Linked DNA regions of Homo sapiens: region 2 is linked to region 1. A link is a contact called in ENCODE Hi-C data. All regions are on one chromosome and are shown on one strand. Each heading gives the region's core, a stretch centred on a gene start or an enhancer-like site at or near the end of the contact. The rest is flanking DNA. Distances are from core to core; before and after follow the strand shown. Region 1 overlaps LOC105378102 (a long non-coding RNA gene). Region 2 has its middle 650 kb from the start of QKI.

Region 1 (6,787 bases), core at 2,355-4,854:
TTCAGGAGTAAGTGGTGAAGTTAGACGTGCATGTTCAGCAGTAATGCAGTTATCCTAAACCAGATATTTTTCACTTTCATACAGAAGTTTTTTAATTGGCCCATTAGAAATTCCTAGAATTATTCTTTCATATTGCCTTCAAAATCTTCATTAAACATTGGCTAATCAGAGAACTAATGAATATTTACTGTCATCAAGCCAAGGTCCAGCCAAGAAGCTTGCAGCTATGGTGCCCCCATTTCTGGTGGATACCTGTGTCCCCATCACCCATGAGCCAGGTACAGCCCTCAGCCTTCTCCCATGATGGTTGAGGGTTGAGGGCTGTACCTGGCTCATGAGTCCAGGAAGGGAGTGAACATTCTGCTGCTACCTAAAGTGTAGTTACTTCCAGCAACCAACATGCCCTCCTTTGGTTCTGCCATCTACCCAGGCCAGAAGATATAGACCCCAGAGTGGGGATTGGCCCTGGGAGATTTGTACAAACATCAGTGAGGTCTCCTGACCCAGAGCTTCTGTGGAGGCAGAGATGCCCAAACCATCTGCAGCATCTGGAGACAGAGTCCAAAACATCCTGCTCACGCTGATCCACTAAAACTAGCCACAAATAGCCCACTCTTAGATATGAGTTCCAATTCAGAGCATTTTAATGGAAAGTTTAATGGACAGTTTAGGTGATGGTGTCATCCATTGTGCTTGAAGTCCCAAGGCTAGTTTCATTTCCTACTCATTTCTTTTCTGTAGAGTCCTTTAAAATGGCCCAGCTTGCCCCAATGAATTTTTTTTTATCACTCCTGGGCCCCAGCATGGTGGAGAGGGCAGGGTTGGTGGCACCTGTGCAGCCCATCACCACCCAATCTTATTCTCAGCTCCTTTGACAGTCAGGGCTTCTACAGTTCCTCAGGAGTGATGTAGAATTGTTCTACCTCGACCTACACCTTCTCCTTTACTGGACTCTCTCAATGTTCAGAATGATACTCAATTTGCAGGGTCCTCTTGGGTTCACAGCAAATGCCAGAGTATGCTCTTTCTCCAACTTTCACCCAGTCTGAACATCCAACCCTTTGGCCATGCATTCAGTCATAAACTCACCCTTACCTAAAATACCCTGACACTGAGTCTTCCCACCCTGCACATTCCTGGCCAGCCTCCTGGTGACTCAACGCCGCATGTCTGTCTTTGGCTGCCGTCTCAGCCACTGCTGTCCTCCTTGAATTGCAAGTGTCCAGAGGGCAGGGACTGGATCCCTGCAGTGCCGTCTGCAATTCTCAGACCTGCCTTCATTACTTCTGGTAACTAACGTGACCTCTGGTTTGGGCTGCCTTTCTTTTTCGCGCTTATGAAAATGCATGCAAAGCACACCTAGCAGGGGGTGCAGACCTACAAGTGGCCTTACTTTCCAGATTGTTCATGTGCCTCCTCAGCACCTAGCATTTCATTATTTCGACTCCACCTTGTTCCACATGGGTTTAAGGCATTGTCTTGGAACATGAATCACAACAATAATGAGTGAGAACAAACTTTCATAGCTTTTGCAGAGCAGAATGACTGGTCTATGACAAGACTTTTTGTAATTGTGCATTTTCATCTTTCAGCTCAATCATCGTTTTTCCTTTTTCTTAATTTTCAAGTCTCATGAGTCTCCAAATCATAGCATCTGCAACCATTTTTCTGTGCAAAGGGCTCCGTGAAGTGCCTAAGCATGGTCTTCTTTAAGCCTCGACATGACCCTGTGATACAGGCAGTAGGTGCTGTTACATCCGTCGTAAAGATGAGAAGCTGAGAATCAGAGAGATTAGTGCTCTTTCCTGAGGTCACAGAGAGCAAGTGGAGGGGAACAGGACTCTTCCTGCTGCATCTTTTGGCCCTTCGCATCCTGCGCTGTCCAGGTGAGAGTCAGCACTCCACAGGTGAGGGACATTGGAATGGAGGTGGCAAGAGTACCCTGCAGAGGTCGGAAAAGCTGAAAACCATCTCACTCAGAAGTTCCAGGACTTGATGGAGTCAGTGAGCCAGAACAAATGCTCAATCATCTCTCGGAGGAAAGATGAGCTGGAATGCCAGTGAGATCTGAGAGATGGTCTTCGGGGGAAGCTGCCTACGTCTTTGTATGGAACCTCCAGCTTTGAAACAGCCTCAGGGAAGAATCTTATAAAAGCTGCAAGCTAAGCACAAGCTTAGAAAGACATGTGGGCACTGGTAGTTGAGTGAGGAGAAATTCTCCACTTTGCTTATCTGGAACTTGTTTTGAATGAGCAAATGGAAATTTGGGGATTTTAAGGCTAGTTTTCTAGGCTTCGTTAATATTTCTCATAAGTCAAATTCTCTGCCATGGTTATTGGGTTTAAGTGAAATTCTAAATTTCTTTACTTTCTTTTTTTTTTTGAAATGGAGTTTCACTCTTGTTGCCCAGGCTGGAATGCAGTGGCACTACCTCAGCTCACTGCAACTTCTGCCTTTTGGGTTCAAGCGATTTTCCTGCCTCAGCCTGCTGAGTAGCTGGGACTGCAGGCCTGCACCACTGTACCCAGCTAATTTTTGTGTTTTTAGTAGAGATGGGGTTTCATCATGTTGGCCAGGCTGGTCTCGAGCTCCTGACCTCAAGCGATCCACCCACCTTGGTCCCCCAAAGTGCTGGGATTACAGGCGTGAGCCACCATGCCCGGCTGAAATTCTAAATTTCTAATGCCCACTGCCTTTCAATGACCCGGATTAAATGGGACTCTCAAAAGAAATGGCTTTTTGTTGAGTATTGCCATCAGAGAACCCGGGTTTCTGCAGTTTCCTTTTATCCTGTGAGAAAGATGCTAGTGATTCTTTACTTTTGAACAAGCATGATTGAATAGCCTGTTTTAGTTACTGTAACAATGCTGTGTAGCAATTGTATTATTTGGAAATAATATGCCATATACAATAATATAATATCAAAGGACAGTAAGGCTCCTGTCTTGGTTTTAGATAAAGAGAAAGCAGATGCTGTTTTATTCTCTTGGTGGATGGTTTAAATTGCCATCAGCGGATCAGTGGTTAATTGATCGTCGATCAGTGGATCAGTGGTTAATTGATCATTGAGGACTTTTGGATCCACTTACTGATAATTACATGAAGTCAATTATTTTTAAGACCTCTTGATTTTCAAATCATGGCCTGTCATTTAGCCTTCCGAACTTTTTATGTGCGGGGAGGGAAGGGGGTAGGTGAGCCAATGTGATATTACTGTCACAATATTACTGCCATTGAATGACAGAACTTTCGTGGTCTCAAGGATATGTCATCCAGAAGTTAAACTCGGCTTTTCATTTGATAAAACACGTATTTATATCCTAGGTTACTTTGCCAATAAAAGTAGCAAATGTGGTGGATAACCCGCCAAGGTACGTTCCAGGTTCCCTGACAAAGTCACATTTCTGTGTTTTACAGAATTTCTACAGTGTATAGCACTGTGGCTTATTCAGGAATGCCGATGGGAAGATAAGAGAAAGGAGGAATGAACAAGAACAGAACTAGGTGGTTTTGTGGATGAAAGCTTTCTATCCCCAGTGAAGATGGGTCCAGCCTCCCCCGGCCCTTTGTTTCCGATGCATTCATGTTGTCTTCTATTCTCAGAGCCTGGCTGCCCTCTGCCAACTGTCTGTAGCCGTGGAGGCCTGCCTTGGGAACACTCCGAAGCTTCCCAGTTCCTGTGTTTGTGATACCACAGTGCTCTGGCCCGCAAAGCCCTGAATGGTGTCTTTGTAACAGCATGCAAGATATTTAAGATGCTAAGGGGGCCACATTACCAAAGAATGCCTTTAAAAAGAGGAAAATTAAATGACCAATAAAGAAGGAATCCTCACAAGTTCCTATTGTATCTTATAAAAGGAAGCACTGATGTATTTAGGTCTAACTCCTCCAGGTCTTCAGGAAGTTGCCAAGCTCTCGCTCCCACCCCTCCCCTTCAATGGGAGCCAAGGCTGAAATCTAAGTCCAAATTAATGAATCTGTTTCTAAGTTGGGGAAGGAGCAAGTGAACCACAGCTGTGAGTCTTGGGTCACTGGGGATTTCTGTTTCAAATGCAGCCAGGATAGAATCTCTGAATTTATTTGATTTGGGAACAGGATAAGAAATTGATAATACCTGATTTGTAGATTAGCCCTGGAGGAGGAAATACTAATTTCAAGTATCATTCATCTTCCTTTTTATCTAGTCTCTTCAAGCTGTAATGAAATTAACCGAGGACTGAGTCCAGCTTGTGGAAGCCTCAGAGGAGTTTGCACATTGAACTGGCAAATTAATCTGTGAACAGCCCACAGTTCAGCATTTATTTAGTCAATATTCAGTGAATAATAAAGGTGGAAAGCACATTTTTTATTTGTCCATTTACTCGTGGAAATATTTTCAATCAAGACTACACCTTGAGATTTATTTCTCATTTCAAAAATCATGAATTTTCCACCTAATTGCAATTTTTTTTCTCCGATGAAAACCTGAGCCATTCAAGTAAATTTATTTACAAGTTAAACTTAGCAGACTGATTTGGAAGGAGAATTAGAGCAGGACTCAGGAGATAAGAAATATGTTCATTTCAGTGGAGAAGTTTATCATGGAATGGCCCCAAAGAGTTGTGTAATTAGTGTAATATGAGATATTATATAATAAACAGATATAAACTATTAAAATTCTGCATAAAATAGAATTTCGGAATCTGGAGATCATTAGGAAATTTCTGCCCTTTGAGTATATTATAAATGGGATGAAATTATTGTATATTATGCCTCTCCACATTCCTGTGAGGCCAATGGGTATTAACAATATATTAATTTATTCGATGAATGGTGAGAATGTATAGTGTCATATTTATTGGATGGAATTTGGACCCAGTCAACTGGGCTTGAATTCTGGCTCTATCACTTATTATCTGTGTGAACTTGAGCAGGTCACTTGAATTCTCTGAGCCTCAGTGTCTTATCTGTGTAGTAGGGAATATAATAAATAAATGATGGGTAATTGTCCAGGTTTAAATGACATAATTGACTAGAACCGTGCCTGGGATATAGAAAGCACTATATAAGGAATTCTTGTTAAAATGATACACCATATTCTGTACTACGCTTTTGAAATAGTAAGACCAAGACATCATTTTCAGGGAACTCATAGTAAGTAAGGAAATATGTAAGCAATTAAAAATAAAAGCAGCATTAAAAATTTTGGCATACAAGTCCAAAAAAAAAAAAAAAAAGGTATGAAGTCAGGGAGAACTGTCTTAGAGAAGGTATATGAAGACGACAGAATTGAAGAGAAAGCCAGCCGTGTGTGCACAGGAAGCAGTGATTGTGTTTGGATTCACACATGTTGAGAAAATAGATAATTAATCAGTGAATATTTGATTCATAAAAAATGACTGAAAGAGTGAATAAACAAATGAATAGAAAACAAAAACAAAAACGAATGAATGGAATTGCAACCAGACATGTATGTGCTCAAGTAAAGGGGGCAGAGGAACTCACTGCTGTGTTCTGGGAGAATTCCTAAGTTTATTGGAGACTTTGTAGGTGTTTTGTTGTTTGTTTTTGGACTTGTATGCCAAAATTTTTAATGCTGCATTATTTTTAATTGCTTACATATTTCCTTAATGTGCTATTATATAAGTTCCTTGAAAATGGTGACTTGGTCTTACTATTTCAAATGCCTAGTACAGAATATGGTATATCATTTTAACGAGAAGAATTCCTGATACGGTGCTTTCTATATCCCAGCACTGTTCTAGTCAATTATGTCATTTAAACCCGGGCAATCAGCCATCACTGATTTATTATTTTCCTTACTACGCAGATAAGAAACTGAGGCTCAGAGAGTTCAAGTGATTTGCTCAAGTTCACACAGATAAGAAGTGATAGTGTAGCAGGACAAACGGCAGACAAAACCCCTCAGACACCGAGTTAAAGAAGGAAGGGCTTTATTCGGCCGGGAGCTTCGGCAAGACTCATGTCTCCAACAACCGAGCTCCCCAAGTGAGCAATTCCTGTCCCTTTTAAGGGCTCACAACTCTAAGGGGGTCCGTGTGAGAGGGTCGTGATCGATTGAGCAAGCAGGGGGTACATGAGTAGGGGCTGCATGCACCAGTAATCAGAAAGGAACAGAACAAGACAGGGATTTTCACAATGCTTTTCCATACAATGTCTGGAATCTATAGATACCATAACCGGTTAGGTCAGGGGTCGATTTTTAACTACCAGGCCCAGGACGCGGCGCCAGGCTGTCTGCCTGTGGATTTCATTTCTGCCTTTTAGTTTTTACTTCTTCTTTCTTTGGAGGCAGAAATTGGGCATAAGACAATATGTGGGGTGGTCTCCTCCCTTAATGGAGCCAGAATTCAAGCCCAGTTGACTGGGTCCAAATTCCATTCAATAAGCATGACACTATACGTTCTCACCATTTATTAAATAAATTAATGAATTGATAATTCATTAATTTAACCATTGAGGTCAATTTAACATTGAAGGTTAATTTAACATTAACCTTCAATCCATCCTAGATCCAATGTTTAGAGCTGGAAGAGACATTAGAGATCATCAGGCATAGCCAAAATAAAAAACTCCAAAAAGTCTAAGATCAAAGACTTTGTGGTTAGAGCTAGAATCTTGGTCTGCTCAATCTGTCAATTCTCATATCATGTGGTCTCTCTGTAAGTTTCTCTACAATGAATGATTCCCATTGGAGAAAGAAGTTGCCGTGGGTCAGGAGGGTTAAAAAATAACCCTTTCCCAGAGAGAGGGAGTCTCTAGGAAATAATTTTCTGAGATAACATGC
Region 2 (6,787 bases), core at 2,394-4,893, 59 kb after region 1:
TTTTACATGATATATATGATACATATGTACACGATACATATGATATAAAGCCAATAGGTATAATGGAAAAAGTAGTAGGAAGTTTATTTGTTTTATAGGAGAAAAAGTTTTCTTGCTGGAAAACCAAGTGAAGAGAGAGTTTTTAATCCTTCTTTTTAAAGTAAGAAAGATTTAGAAGATAAAAGGAAACAGTTCTTGTAGCTTGGTTAGGGCCAGGGGTACCTCCATGACCCTCTCTGAGTTTTCTCCTGACACACTTCCTTAAGAGATTCAACAGCATGTCCCATATCCAAGGATAAAGTTAGAATAAGAGAGAACTGAGAAGTCCAGAAACATGAAAGCCAATGTCCCTGTGTATTTTTTACCACAGATTGGGATAATATGTCTTTTTGTTACTTCCCTTTCCTTTAAAGAAAACAAATTGAAGGAGGTTGGCTTCCCTAAAAAATGGTTCATATAGAAGGAAATACTGTAGATTTTGGTGCTTGCTGGTGCTTCACTGTTAAAAGGGTAAACGCCTACAAACTCCAAATTCCTGCTTAAGTCAAGGCAGAGACGTTCAGCTCTTCTTCTTTCCCCAAACAAAATTCCAAGCTGTTAAAAGTTTGGAGTGAGGATGATGTCAGGTTTGAGAGAGAGGGTAGGCCAAGGAGAGGGCTGTGAGAGGTGAAAAATTTCCCAAGGGAGGCATCGTGCAAATGTTAAAAGTAAAGCTGGCCCTCTAAGGCTGCACATCTTGGCGGATATCCCAAATCGAGTGTTATTAGGCATCTCCAGAGTGTCTAGCTTTATCTTGAATATGTTAAAAAGTGAGAGAAATAGGAAGTTTATATGACAGCGTTTCTGTTTTTTATTTTGTTTGTTTTACTGAAAATAGGTACTATGGAAAGAGATTATTATTAAGTGGTTCTTAGTATTAAGCGGTTCTCTTCCTTATATTAAAGTAAATGGGGTAAAAGCCAAGCGTTACCAAAGTTTTGGGATGATGTTCCGAATGAAATTCCCAAAACTTTATTAAGTACGCATGCTTTTCAAATTATATAGAAAAGGCAGACTTGAGCTATTCACATAAATCAAGTTTTGATACAGAGAGGGGCTGAGGGCTACTGGTAGTGTTTCAGAGACAGGCTCAGGAAGGGTCGCACATTCACCTAAGTTTACTCAGTCACTGGTGTGCTTCCAATTCCTGATTTTCATCTCACTGCTCCATCCCTGTTCATTAATGTGGAGCACAGGGGAAAGCAGAGATTTGGCCTCTCTGCAGCTGGATACATAAATCAACAGGGTTTGTTAACTCAGCCTGCCCTTGGGGTACAGGAGCAGGCGAAGGGGTTCAGTTTGGCAGTTTTAAACCTCTGAGGGTTACTTGATAACACAGATTACCTTTCTCACTAGGCTGTGTTGGTAAATTTCTTTTTTATTTATGCTATTTCAATAATCATGTTGAAGAGTAATTTATAAAAGGAGTAATTTATATAATTCACCTATAGGCTCCTAAATGTATCATGAAAGCAACATATCCTTTCAAGAAGATATTTCTCCCTAGGGTGCAGGACTGCCCAATTAGGCGTATGAATGCCATCTTTCCAGGCTCTCAACTCCTCAGGGCAGACACTGTTACTGATGGGGCACAGCTTCATTTATCACACTTCTCTGTGTACGTTTATGGTGCCGAATACATGTTAAATAATAATTATGGAGATTTTAATGTCTTTCCCAGAAGCGTCCTCCATGGCCCACAGTGGAAGATGGACTAGTCGCCATTTCATTTTACCACAGTTCTTTGTATTTTGTGCAGACTAGGGATTGTTTAGGTTGGTAATAATCTCAATGTGTTTTGCTTATGCCAACATACATTTTCAAAATTGGTAGAATGCCATTTATAAGACCCAGTGAGTTATTAATAATTTTTTAAGCATGTGGGTCACATGATATGAATTTCTTTTTGTGTTGCTTTGTGGCCCTTAGGTTGATGCACACACACATGCATGCATGTGCATGCACACACACGCATGCATGTGCATGCACACACACTTTATGTGGATATGTATATATGTGCACATATGTAATTTAATTATTTTTAAAAACTAAAGCACAAAGTTACTATAAATTTATTTCAGCACCGTATGCGCATTTGAGCACCAAGATCACAAGAGCAATCCAGTAATAGATAAATAAGTGGGTAAACAAATAAACAAATAAGGGAGAAGGGCGAGGTCTTCCTCACAGTGGCAGGCCATGTGGGAAATGTGGAGACAGTGCTGGAGTTTTGCGTGTGTTAGAATAAAAATTGGATCAGACAAGAATCATCAGTGGATGGCAAATTTAAGAGGAAATTTTGACGAGGAGCTCAAAATATCTCCTCACAATCTGCTTGTTCAGTTCAAAAAATAATGAGGTGGAGAAATTGGACAACACCTTGGTTGAGCGATCAAAATTAACACCATAGATGAGGAAGAGAGGAGCACTGCGTGCTTCCAGGTGTAACTCCCCGGACGCACCGTCACCTCTGCAGTGTTTCAGCTAAGAATGCACTCCCTGAATCCAATCACGATGAAGCAACAGACAAACCCAAAGTGAGGACCTGCCTACTAACAAAAGGGGAGGGGCACGATATTCTTCAACAGTTTCAACGTTGTAAAAGAAAAAGGCTGAGGAAATGTTCTAGATAAAAGGAGACTGAAGATGCGTGACAACTAAATGCAGTATCTGACTCTAGGCTGGATCCTGTCCTGGAGGGAACAGAAGTTATAAAGGACGTTATCGGGCAACTGCAAAATGGAATACAGATGTGGATCAGATACTGTGCTGTATCAACGTGAAAGTGACTCAAGTGGAGAACTCCACTGTGGTTATGGAAAAAGATTTTCCTATTGTTGCATAATACACACTGGAGTATGTAAGGGTAAAATTATACTCTGCAAAATTAATCTACTTTTTGTTTCCATATATATATGTATGTACATCCTTATTTGCTTCATTATTAATACACTTTTGGTCTTCTTCCATATAGATATGAATATCTCATATATATTTCATATTCATACATTTGTATATTCTTATTTTCTTCATTATTAGGCAATCTATTTCCAGTTTATAAAACCTGAGTTAAGTAAATATTTGCCTTTTGAGGAATATAGAAAATATTTCCAGGAATATAAGAAGGATTGTGAGAAAAATAACATTTCTTTTTTAAAAAAGTGCCGCTGCTAAAACTGTACATTTTTTTGACAAAATAAGAGTTTTAAGATATATGTGTATCAAGCTCCCTTCTTCCATTCTCTTTTTTGTATCCTGACATGGAGAAAAATGAGCTGTAACTGGCAAATATCCCAGCGATGGCGCCTACGGGTTTCTGCTCCGTCGAGGTTCCTGGGTCCCAGAGCCCGTGGGTAGGTGGAGGGAAGGCAGCGAGTGAAGCAGATGTTATTTTCAAACCCAGAATGCCAGACCACTGACAATAAACACAGACTCCTCTCTGCCCCTCTTTTCAACCTTCCTGTCTCCCAAGCCTTTGCCAAGGGTTTCTTTATTCTTACCCCTGGCTTTCTCTGTTCCCTAGCATTCTGGTGACTTCATCCGGTGTGTGTAACACAGGCCTTCCATGGTCATGCGAACACAATGAAATGATGTCATTCCCCGGCATCCCTGGCCCAGCGCCCACGGTTTCCGACGATGCTCCAGCCATTCCTGACTGCACAGGATGGGGTAGGCCTTGGCCTCTCGCTGAATGGTTTAATTGAAAGACAGTGGATGCCAACGCATCAGAAGCTTCTTTCCTTTTTGTTCATCCCAATGAAATCTCCCAATTATCTGCAAAAGGAATGTTGAGAGGTTTTGTCGGGGTATGGCCCTGGAGAGGGAACAAGATGACTAGTAGGTTAAAAAGGAGACAGATGAAACTTTTGTGTCTAGAATGAAAAAATTCTGAGCACATTCACAGATGGCTTGTGTATCAAGGAAGTCCCAGTGGCTAGTTACAGCAACTCATGCACTAATGTGAACAGAGCTTTTGATTTCATGGTTTAAAATAAAATGACCCAAATATAATTACTAAAGCTTATTAATGTGTTTGTTCTGGGTCAGTAACCCTTTACTGGCCGCAGGAGCTTTTTACATAAGGGGCATGAGAATTAGAGCTTTCTATTTGGAATACTTTGATTCTTCCATGGAAGCAGGAAGAAATAATCAACAAACTGCTTGTTTTAATAATTGTACCCTATTATGAACCACTTGATATTTAATTTTTAAAGAATTAGCTTAATTTTGCAGAAGAAGTAGTGTCAAAGCAATACCGCACAACTTATCAGCACTCAATACCGGTCAGTTGATATTTTAAAAAGTGGCACCGTAGGGCTAACCTGGTTGTAGTAGAAAGACGAGCAGTTGCAGAAAGAGCTTCTCCTTTGTTGGCAAAAGTACAAAAGACAAAAATAAAAAGCAAGTGTGAAAAGTTGGAAAGAAACATGCCTACGATTTTATTCTTGTACAGAGAAAACAGTTTTTCTTTAATACCTTTCTTTAGAAATTTGTATGAATTTTTAAAATATTTTGAGAACTCAGGTACTAAAAGTAAGGTTTCTTTTCATAGAATAAAATTGTAATGTAAGAAGTTTAGAGAATTTGAAGCATTGAGGAAGTGTGTTTTTTTAATGTAAGATCCTGAAAGCCCATGTCCTACATTAAAAACCTATGCGTTAGTTATTAATAGACTTTAATTTCTTTTTCTTGCTGCCTTTTTCAGGTGTACCCATTACAATATACAAATGGAGAGGGACTCGCTATTGAATTTAGACCTGTAACTGTTGCAGATGAGGTTGTAAAATGCCACGTCCATTGTCATTTTCCTCTTCCAATTCCTATCGTACAATTTGAAATCAATTCTTTGAGACCATGTTTACTTAAAGGCCTATTTAAGATTGCTTGAAAACATATGTGAAGAATGAAATAATCAACATTTAAGCATGACTGTTTTCATGCTACTATCATGAACAGAATAGTTTTTGACCCAAAATATGAATTTTTTGAGACAGAAACCTGAATATGTTTTGTTGGGGGAGAGTCTTAGGAGTGTTTCTGCTGTAGGGACAGTAAATGAGGTCACACTGACAAATATGCTTCTGCTTACTGCATGGATAAAGAGTAAGTCACTTGTCTTCCCCTTATGAGTGGCTCTCTGGGCATATACTCAGAATTGCTATTCCACACGTACTCCAACTGATGTATTCATTTGTACTCATTTACAAGCAACACTGAGCATCTACCTGGGATCCTGGGTACTGGGATGGAGAGAGGAACCCCAGCAGTCCCTACCTTCAAGGGGCTCCCATCCAGGGGAAGAGGAGAGACAACACAGAAATGGTTAAGCTACAAGGCTCCTCTTGAGCCATGTGGGCTGGGTCAGGAGTCCAGGCTGTGCTGTGCTGCTGAGAAAAGCTCTTTCAGCCCTGTGGGGAATCTGTCCATCACCTTGCCTCATTAGCTTGTGCTTCCACCAAAAGACTTAACCTGTTCCACAAGGGTGCTGAACCTAATGACATGTAGTGTGCAGATGTCTTGAATATCATAACAGTTTCTACATAGTATGGATTTTAGTGGATGAGTGAAAGCATAGCTCCTAAGGTATAAATCTCATGCAGTGTTTCCAAAGACAGACTTTCCTCCCAAAGTTCAGGGTACCAGTAGATGAGGGGTGATTGGTAACTTTCAGCCTGGAATAGAACTCAAGAAAATATACTGAAGCTTTTTGCCATATACCATAATATACCACAGCGATAAGTCTGTGAAATAGTGTTGTTTCTAAGGTTCTACTGCGAAAAAGCCTTTCAGTGAAATAAAAGACTGCTTTTCTCCTTTACTGGGTTTGGGCTATTAGACATAGTGCCAACACTTTCCTTTTATTAGAATGAAGTTGATATGCTTGTTTATGAGGTAAAAATGACCTTGTGAAGAATTCTTATGTCATAACCCATAGATTCAGCATCCTGGTCAAGTTTAACAGCCCTGCCAGAAAGTCTAAAGTGAAGAACTAGGAGAGCCTCCAGCAATGCTCTTGGGACTTGCCTTGCCATCAGAATCCCCCAGAGTGCTTGTTAACTATACAGAGTACTGGGCTCCCTCCCCTCCAGACCTATTAAATTTGACTTCCAGGGAAGGGGCCAGTGAATTTGTATTTACTACACTTTTATCTTGGAGATAATTGTAAATTCACATTCAGTTGCAAGAAAGTACAGAGTGGTCCTTTATTCCCTTTACCTGTTTCTCCAGTGGTAACATCTTATATAACTACAGTACAGTATCACAACCAGGAAACTGACCTTGGTGCAACACACTGCCCTTTTCCAGATTTCACCAGTTTCATATGCACACCGTGTGTGTGTGTGTGCATTTAGTTCTATGCAATTTTATCACATTTTGAGATCTGTGTATCTGTCACCACAGACAAGGTACAGAACTGTTCTATTACCACAGGGCTCTCTCCTGGGATCTTTTTATAGCCACTTTCACCTTTCTTTCCCTCCTCTGTCCCTAATCTTGCCAATTGCTAACCCGTTTCCTATCTCTGTTATTTCATCATTTCAAGAATGTGCTATGATGTAATAACACCCTATGTAACTTTTTGGGATTGGCTAATTTCACTTAGCATAACTCTCTGGAGGTTCACCCAAGTCACTGCATGTATTAATAGTTCATTCCTGTATTAGTTCATTCTTACTTTGCTATGAAGACATACCCAAGACTGGGCAATTTATAAAGGAGAGAGGTTTAATTGACTCACAGTTCCACA

What was found. Hi-C counts contacts between places; a loop is a spot of excess contacts on that map. Pooled maps may share reads with other maps.
Region 2: a pooled map shows a loop between it and region 1 (2.1-fold over the local background). The contact joins two enhancer-like sites. A Hi-C loop is called at or near these places in 3 of 168 maps with a recorded cell type or tissue (Right ventricle myocardium inferior, astrocyte of the cerebellum and posterior cingulate gyrus) and 2 of 50 pooled maps.

What each region holds. Positions count from the first base shown.
Region 1 is chr6:164,006,932-164,013,718 of GRCh38, forward strand. All of the region lies in intron 4 of LOC105378102 (a long non-coding RNA gene), which reads left to right. Among named protein-coding and RNA genes, the nearest start is that of QKI, 600 kb to the left of the region's middle. Within about 2 kb of position 3,605, at least 3 of the 41 ENCODE cell types and tissues checked have a DNase peak (open chromatin) inside an H3K27ac peak, as active enhancers do.
Region 2 is chr6:164,065,874-164,072,660 of GRCh38, forward strand. No RefSeq gene overlaps it. Among named protein-coding and RNA genes, the nearest start is that of QKI, 650 kb to the left of the region's middle. RefSeq lists an enhancer at 2,979-4,178. Within about 2 kb of position 3,644, at least 6 of the 41 ENCODE cell types and tissues checked have a DNase peak (open chromatin) inside an H3K27ac peak, as active enhancers do.